Regions from separate parts of the Homo sapiens genome. Here region 2 is linked to region 1. A link is a contact called in ENCODE Hi-C or POLR2A ChIA-PET data. All regions are on one chromosome and are shown on one strand. Each heading gives the region's core, a stretch centred on a gene start or an enhancer-like site at or near the end of the contact. The rest is flanking DNA. Distances are from core to core; before and after follow the strand shown.

Region 1 (3,985 bases), core at 613-3,112:
CCAGGTGGTTACCTGTTCTATACCATGTAACCACCACCCTCAGGTTGCCAGATTTAACAAACAAAAATGCAAGACAGCCAGGTACATTTGATGTCAGATAAACAACAAATAATTTTTTGTATTAATGTGTCCCAAATATTTAACTGGGCATCCTGTATTTTATCTGGCACGCCTACACCTCCCAGATCAAGATAGAGAACATTTCCAGAACCACAGAGGGCTCCTTTGTGCCCCTTCTCAGTCAGTCAATACCCACACCCCAGGGCCAACCACCATTTTGAATGAAGTCAACTTTTATGTTTTTGTGAAATCCACAGCAACACTTCCCAACAACCCCTTTCTCTGTTGCTCAGTTTTTTTCTCCCCTGAAGGGCCTCAAAACCTCTCCCATGCTAAACTTAAAGAATCTCTTAGACCCGACTCCTGTACCTTTTCAGTTTCCCTCCCCCTCCTCACTCCCTGTGACCCATTCACCTTCTTGTTTTGCTCTTTCTGCCCTGCTACTTCTCTTCACAGAAATAAGAAACTGAGAACCAATCCCGCAAGCAGTTATCATTCCACATTCCTGTTGCCTGTCTCATACTCTTCCTGCCACACATTTTCTGGATTCTGCATGACCACAAACTCAGAGCTAGGCTGACAAAGCCTTCTCTGTAGGGAGGAGAGGGATCTGGAGGGCAAATCTGCAAGAAGTAAACGGCAGGCAGTCTTCGCCAGTCCATCCAGTGGCTGTCAGGGTTGATGTAATCTCTGGATCCTTGTAGCATCTCCCCCACCTCAGTCCCTTTAGGCCTTTCTCCTGGCATCTAACTGGGGGACAAGACTGAAGGATATGGCTTCAGGATCCCTCATTCCGGGAACAGGAACAAATCGCAAGCCTCCTCTTTGTGTTGGTGTCTCTCTACCACACACTCTCATTGCATAGCATTTACGCACACACTGAATTACCTTGTTTTTTTGTTCGTACAAAAGTGTCATGTCAGTCACATTTTAGAGGTAATTAAGGGAACAATTTGGGTAGGGCTGAATTTGCAGAAATCAAGTGAATGTTGCTGAGAGTCGCTGTCATGAACTAGGTAAGGTTTTGACACCAAAAGTAAGCCACGACCTTTGCTTGAGTGGGTGTGAGTCAGGGAAGTTTCTAGAGGAGGTAATGCTTGAACTAAGATTTTGGCCTCAGATTTTGCTAAATAGTTGTGACTGAGCAAGTGTGTTCTAGATTAAGAAGATTTAGAAGAAAGGTAATCATGTCAGTCTGGGTTCTGGGACAAGAAGAGAGAGAAGCAGGGTTGATGTCTGGGCAGAGCTGGGTTGAATAGGGTGAGGATCCAGGAGGAGTAAAGTTGGGAACTTTCACATTTTCTGTGGGTCACAGGGAATCATCATTTTAGACCGTTCACCCTAGTGGTTCTGTGGAGAGGGAAGAGTCAAGAGATTTGTAATTTAGGTCAAGGGGCCAATCATTCACCCCTTAGTGTGAATTTCTATACACCTATCAATTCTGTCCAAAGCTCTAGATGGCATTGGCAGTAAGGAGAGAGGGTTTTACTGAGGCAGTGAGAAGACAGTAAGACGTTTTGAGGCAGTGGATCCTGTGAGGGAGTTCAGGCTTGGCGGAGGGCTGTGCCTCACTGCAGAAGGGCTATCTCCAGTGGTTTTCTGTGACTGAACACATGAAGTTGGGACAGGGAGGCACACGGGGGATTAAAGAAAGAGTGGAAAGGACACAGATGGCCCATGTCACAAGTCTGCCTGGAGTAGGTATCAGCCACATGAATGGATATGCCAGTAGGGGATTGTCAAGTGCTCTCAGAACCCAGGGTTACAGGTGTGACACCTCCGGAACATTTGTTCTTGTATTTATCAACGTGGCCAAGAATGAGTACGAGATTAAGAGAACAAATAGTTTGAAGATTAAGTAATCATGCATTCTGTCTTGGCAGTCTCTGTAGTGCCTCGTTTGATCAGTTTAGTAGAAGCAAGAGACAGTAGTTTACAATTGCAGAGCATGAAAGCTGTTCTCCCAGAAAGGTCTGAGTTCCTGGTAAAGGAATAATGAGCTCACAGGCTGGAAAGGTCACAAGCAAAGTTAACCCATAGCATGGAAAACTAAAAAATGACTTGTTACATCCCTTGTCATGGGCCTAATTTGTTTAAAATCAAATCCATCTGTTCATTTCACACCCTTTGTTCCACTTCCTTGCTGCAATCCACAGTGGATTACTCCATTACTTTAAAACTGGCTGCACTTACAATAAGCTAATAACTTATTTTGTGGTTAACTGCGTCAAGATATTCTGGAACACAACCAACATTCATTCTCTCTCTGTCTCTCAGTCTCTCTCTCCCTCTCTGCCCCTTTGAAGAAAGAACTTCTTAGTGCAGCACATTGACCAGGAAAATCCTTTAAGTCTCCTTCAAAAAATGTTGTGTTTACAGGCTCTGATGAGAGGCAGGTAGGAGAAGAGGTTTGTGTCGCTCTCTAGCCTTTCCTCTCACCACTCGAATAACCTGCTGCAAAGGCTTATTTGTCTCCCATGGGCCATACATTACAAAAGACTTCTTGGCTCAATTGATTCCATTTATGATCTCCAAATCTTAATTTCAAATGAAGCTTGCTCCTTTTCAGGAAAGAATTATCTTCTATGTAATAAACCAGAGTCCCCTGAGGCATTCATTTGAGATGCATCAATTCCCTTAAGGTCCCCTAACCCATTAAAATATGTACAGTATTTCTGGTTAACTAATGGATCACTGGAAAAAATGGGATTGCATGTAAGATATAATTCAAAGAAATGCACTTGGGGTTGTTGGCCAATCCATTCATAGGAACATTTGCTGATTGGGAAAATATTTAATTTTTTTGGCTTAATCTTTTGCCAGACCACACAAACTAGTGGAGGTTGTTATTTCTGATTTGTTGGACCCAATTCTGAAGACAGAGCAGCAATGGAATTTGTGATTTTGTCACTGCTCCTGATGAAGAAATGACTGGCTGGCATTTAAACACAGTTGGAGTTGTACAATCCATGGATATTGCCATTTTTTTTTTTCTTGTTGAGTGCAAGTTATGGCTAGATGTTATCATGTATTCACTCCTGCCTTGTTCTGAAGGGCCAAACATTTTGGAAATATTGTATTTATGAAATTGGATATTAAAATGGCAAGTGATTTAAGCTGAGGAGTGGGTGTTGAAAGATCCCAGCACACACGCTTGTAGTAATTTTACATTTTTCATTACTGTGGTAATTAAAAAATTCCTTAGGGCTGAATTATAGTAAAATTTTAAGTATCCTTATACTAAGCATAAACTAATTTTCTTTCCCACTGGACAGTGTTAAGTAGGAAATATTTTTAATTCTATCTCATTTATTCATATCATGAAAAATTGCAAACCTTGCTAATTTTATTCAATATCATTTCTTTCTAAATATTCTTAGATTTAGTAACTGATATGCATTTAGTATTAAAGGGTAAGCATAACTGAAAGTTCTTTTTTTTTGTCTCATCATGACCTCTACAAGTTCACTCCTAGTTCTTTTTTTAAATTTTATTGTATTTATTTTTATTTTTATTTTTATTTTTTTTGAGACGGAGTCTTGCTCTGTCGCCCAGGCTGGAAGGCAGTGGTGTGATCTCGGCTCACCGCAAGCTCCGCCTCCCGGGTTCACGCCATTCTCCTGCCTCAGCCTCCTGAGTAGCTGGGACTACAGGTGCCCGCCACCACGCCCAGCTAATTTTTTGTATTTTTTAGTAGAGACGGGGTTTCACCGTGTTAGCCAGGGTGGTGTTGATCTTCTGACCTCGTGGTCCGCCTGCCTTGGCCTCCCAAAGTGCTGGGATTCCAGGCATGAGCCACTGCACCCGGCTGTTCATTCCTAGTTCTTACATGCCCTGAGAAAAGTTATAGAGTCTGCACTTCTTGTTATCTAAGTTTATGAAGGTCATGAAAATGTGTCCATAAGTTTTTCTTTTAATTTTGAGA
Region 2 (4,175 bases), core at 1,508-4,007, 55 kb before region 1:
TCCAGTGCCCTCTAGGCAAAGTTCTTAAGCATGAGGCACAAAGAGGGATATGACTGCGGGGTTTTTTTTTTATGGCATGTTTGCAGGTATGTTTGCCGACACCATATTGCTCATTTATAACATGGTGTTGGTCACCTTGTACAACCCCAACCCGAAGGACTTTCAGCTCTGTCCTTAAATTTAGAGAATGAGTGTGGAAAGGGAAAAGTCTGTCTGTTACAAGCTAAATCACGAAAACTTTTGATTATGCTTGTTGAGGACCCTTCTTCTCCGCGAGCAAGCCCTGCCCACTCGCCCCGGGAAAATGGAATCGACAAAAATCGCCTGCTAAAGAAGGATGCTTCTAGCAGTCCAGCTTCCACGGCCTCCTCGGCAAGTTCCACTTCTTTGAAATCCAAAGAAATGAGCTTGGTAGGTAAAGAAAACTGACACTTGCCTGTTTGGCAGTGTATTTTTCATTGTGGACTGGAGGACTCTGAAGTATTGGAAATGTGGGGGTTTTGCTGCTTGAGGGTTGTATTTTTAAGAGTTTAATAGTGAAACTCATCCTTCTGTTCTTTGTCACCATTCAGGGTTTACTTTTTCCCCTCAGTCATCTCTTTTCGGCCATGATTAGAGGGTGTACACGCATCTGTGTTCATTGCCTTCTTCTTCTTCTTCTTCTTTTTTTTTTTTTTTTTGAGACGGAGTCTCACTCCATCATCCAGGCTAGAGTGCAGTGGTGCAGTCTCAGCTCACTGCAGCCTCTGCCTCCTGGGTTCAAGCGATTCTCCTGCCTCTGCCCCCTGAGTAGCTGGGATTACAGGCGCGCGCGACCATGCCCAGCTAATTTTTTTTTTTTTTTTTTTGTATTTTTAGTAGAGATGGGGTTTTGCCATGTTTGTCAGGCTGGTCTTGAACTCCTGACCTCTTTGATCCACCCGCCTCAGCCTCCCAAAGTGTTGGGATTACAAGCCCAGCCTCATTGCCGTCTTACTTGGGGGATATGTTCTTGCCACACAGCTCTCTGAAACTTCCCAGTTGACAAATGGTTCAAACTTCTGAGATTCTTTTTTTTTTTTTCTGAGACGGAGTCTCACTCTGTTGCCCAGGCTGGAGTGCAGTGGCGTGATCTCGGCACACTGCAACCTCCACCTCCCAGGTTCAAACAATTCTCCTGCCTCAGCCTCCCCAGTAGCTGGGATTACAGGCACTCACCACCACGCCTGGTACCACCATACATTAGAGAGGGTGTACACGCATCCATGTTCATTGCCTTCTTCTTCTTCTTCTTTTTTTTTTTTTTTTTTTTTTTTTTTTTTTTTTTTTTTTGAGATGGAGTCTCACTCTGTCACCCAGGCTGGAGTGCAGTGGTGCAATCTTGGCTTATTACAGGGTTTCATGTTGGCCATGCTGGTCTTGAACTCCTGACCTCAGGCAATCTGCCTGCCTTGGCCTCCCAAAGTGCTGGGATTACAGGTGTGAGCCACCGCACCTGGCCTCAAACTTCCGAGATTCTTAAGTCTTCATTTTCTTAGGCTGGTCATTTACCTGGTAGACTGATCCTTAATATCGGGGCATGTCATAGAGCATGCCCCGATATTATGGAGCTCGTCAGATCAGTGATGCACAAAGGAGGCCCCAGGGGAAGCCAGGAACTGGTGCATCAGAACCCACTCATGTGGTCACTCATTCAATCAAACTTTGTAGACTGCATCATCTTTTAACAATAACATTTCATAACAACCCTTCAGTTAATCCTTACCTGGTCCCGGTAGGCATTATCCCATTTTACCGGTTGGGAGGGATGAATAACTTAACAAGGCTACACAGCCGTGGCTCATGATCCAAGGTCAGAAAGAGCTCTCTTTAGCCCGTGCTCTTTGCCACGCTGTAGTGGTTCTTGGACTGTGTTGTAAAGCACATGAAAGGTTGAAAGGCCAGAGAAGGTGCCCTGTAACCCTGTTACTGTCTGGTCTCCGAAAGGCCCCTTGCTGGTGTTCAGTCTCTGATCTGCACTGGTGGGTCCACTTTGGTTATGTAGGCAAGTGGGCAGTGACTCTTAACTCCAAAGTGTTGTTCTTTTTAGGCATATTGGTAAGGTTAGCCCTGGGGCTTTTGTCTCTGAGATACTGGCCCCACTCTCTCTCACCATTTGTCTCAATCCCAGGGCTACCTAAAAAGGAGACTTGAAAAGGGGTCTTCTGGCCTGGCGCGGTGGCTCAGGCCTGTAATCCCAGCACTTTGGGAGGCCAAGGCGGGTGGATCACGAGGTCAGGAGATCGAGACCATCCTGGCTAACATGGTGAAACCCCGTCTCCACTAAAAATACAAAAAAATTAGCTGGGCATGGTGGCGGGCACCTGTAGTCCCAGCTACTCAGGAGGCAGAGGCAGGAGAATGGCGTGAACCCGGGAGGCGGAGCTTGTAGTAGGCCGAGATTGCGCCACTGCACTCCAGCTTGGGTGACAGAGTGAGACTCCATCTCAAAAAAAAAAAAAAAAAAAGAAAAGAAAAGGGGTCTTCCTTGGACTTGGCGGCCAGGACATGTGTTTCTGAGTGCCTGGGAAATATTCTCTGGGTGGTCATCTTTCTAACTTGGCGTAGACCCAAAGTCCACAAGGCTGATGGAAAATACTTTTAAAATAAAATCTGCGGAGGAAGAAGTGTGATCATGTTCTGTGTCTCTAGCTCGAGTTTTAATTCTGGCAGGAAGAGGAAAGGTCAACATTTCTCGCTCACAAGTTAATGCTGTCAACATTGTGTGGATTTATGAAAATTGGCTGAGGGAGTAGCTAGAAGGTGCCCAGTGTCCCAGCTGCTGTTGTGATAAATTGTGTAATATGGCTTGGATTAAAAATAATACTCATTTAATTTGTTTAATGACACCAGCATGAAAAAGCCAGCACGCCTGTTCTGAAATCCAGCACACCAACGCCTCGGAGCGACATGCCAACGCCGGGCACCAGCGCCACTCCAGGCCTCCGTCCAGGTCTCGGCAAGCCTCCAGCCATAGACCCCCTCGTTAACCAAGCGGGTACAGCATCGCCTCTTGTTGTGCTTTGTTTGGTTTCTCCCATTCCCAGCTTGATTTGTTGTCTGTTAATGTTGTGACGCAATTGCCCTACAAATATGAAATGTACGTAGGGCCACCCTCCTTCCTATCTCTGAAAAAGCCATGATAAGAAACAGATGTTTGTCCTGGGGTTTCAGCAGCTGCACTCTGTTCAGTCTCCAACTGTTTACATTCAGCTTTTCTTTTTTTCTTGAGACGAAGTCTCGCTCTTGTCCCCCCAGGCTGGAATGCAATGGCGTGATCTCAGCTCACTGCAACCTCTGCCTCCTGGGCTTTGAGACGAAAGTCTTGCTCTTGTCCCCCCCAGGCTGGAATGCAATGGCGGGATCTCAGCTCACTGCAACCTCTGCCTCCTGGGTTCAAGCGATTCTCTTGCCTGAGCCTCCTAAAGAGCTGGGATTACAGGCGCCTGCCACCACGCCTGGCTAATTTTTGTATTTTTAGTAGAGACGGGGTTTCACCATGTTGGCCAGGCTGGTCTCAAACTCCTGACCTCAGGTGATCTGCCCATCTCGGCCTCCCAAAGTGCTGGGATTACAGGCGTGAGCTACCTTGCCCAGCCTTCTTTTAGTTTTAAATAATTCAAATCCTAGGGACTTCAGTAAAGTTTCTGATAATTATTTTGAACACAAGCCTCCCCACCTAACTAGCATTGTGCGTCTGACTTTGCTAATACTGGCTGAAACAGCGGTTTGGCTGGCCCAACCGTGCTCCTTGCAGACTATAGTTTGCTGGTTTTCTGCTAGGGGAGGCTTCAGGAATCAGTGGTCTCTCCTGCAGTAGAAATTAGGAGGGTTTCTCTGCGACTCCAGCCCTTAAAAAACTCATAATTTGCAACCTGATATTCCCCAGTGGGAAAGGAAAAAAGCAACAACCTGGGCCCAAAGGAAAATAGGCAACAGAATATTCCTCCTAAACCCGTGCTTTGGTTTACGTAAATCCAGGATTGGATTTTCATTTGGAATTGGTACCAGGGAATGGAAAGTTCGGACTGAAAGAGAAATCTTGGATTTTATCGAGAAAATCTTCTTTTGAGATTAAGTCAGGTAAACACTTGGTGCCTGTGCCTTGGTTTGCCCTCTGTAAATTGGGTAGGGAATACTCTTAATTCCCCTGGCTT

What was found. Hi-C counts contacts between places; a loop is a spot of excess contacts on that map. ChIA-PET counts read pairs that join two places held with the same protein, here RNA polymerase II (POLR2A). Pooled maps may share reads with other maps.
Region 2: a map of gastrocnemius medialis shows a loop between it and region 1 (7-fold over the local background). The contact joins two enhancer-like sites. A Hi-C loop is called at or near these places in 11 of 168 maps with a recorded cell type or tissue (DLD1, HCT116, Right ventricle myocardium inferior and 8 more) and 10 of 50 pooled maps. POLR2A ChIA-PET finds 5 or more read pairs at or near these places in 2 of 52 experiments (AG04450 and Panc1).

What each region holds. Positions count from the first base shown.
Region 1 is chr9:81,556,533-81,560,517 of GRCh38, reverse strand. No RefSeq gene overlaps it. Among named protein-coding and RNA genes, the nearest start is that of TLE1, 130 kb to the left of the region's middle. Within about 2 kb of position 1,862, at least 10 of the 41 ENCODE cell types and tissues checked have a DNase peak (open chromatin) inside an H3K27ac peak, as active enhancers do; they include gastrocnemius medialis, where a contact is called at or near this core.
Region 2 is chr9:81,612,218-81,616,392 of GRCh38, reverse strand. TLE1 (TLE family member 1, transcriptional corepressor) reads left to right here. Exons shown (of 20, transcript NM_005077.5): 11 at 259-411; 12 at 2,872-3,016. Among named protein-coding and RNA genes, the nearest start is that of TLE1, 75 kb to the left of the region's middle. Within about 2 kb of position 2,757, at least 17 of the 41 ENCODE cell types and tissues checked have a DNase peak (open chromatin) inside an H3K27ac peak, as active enhancers do; they include gastrocnemius medialis, where a contact is called at or near this core.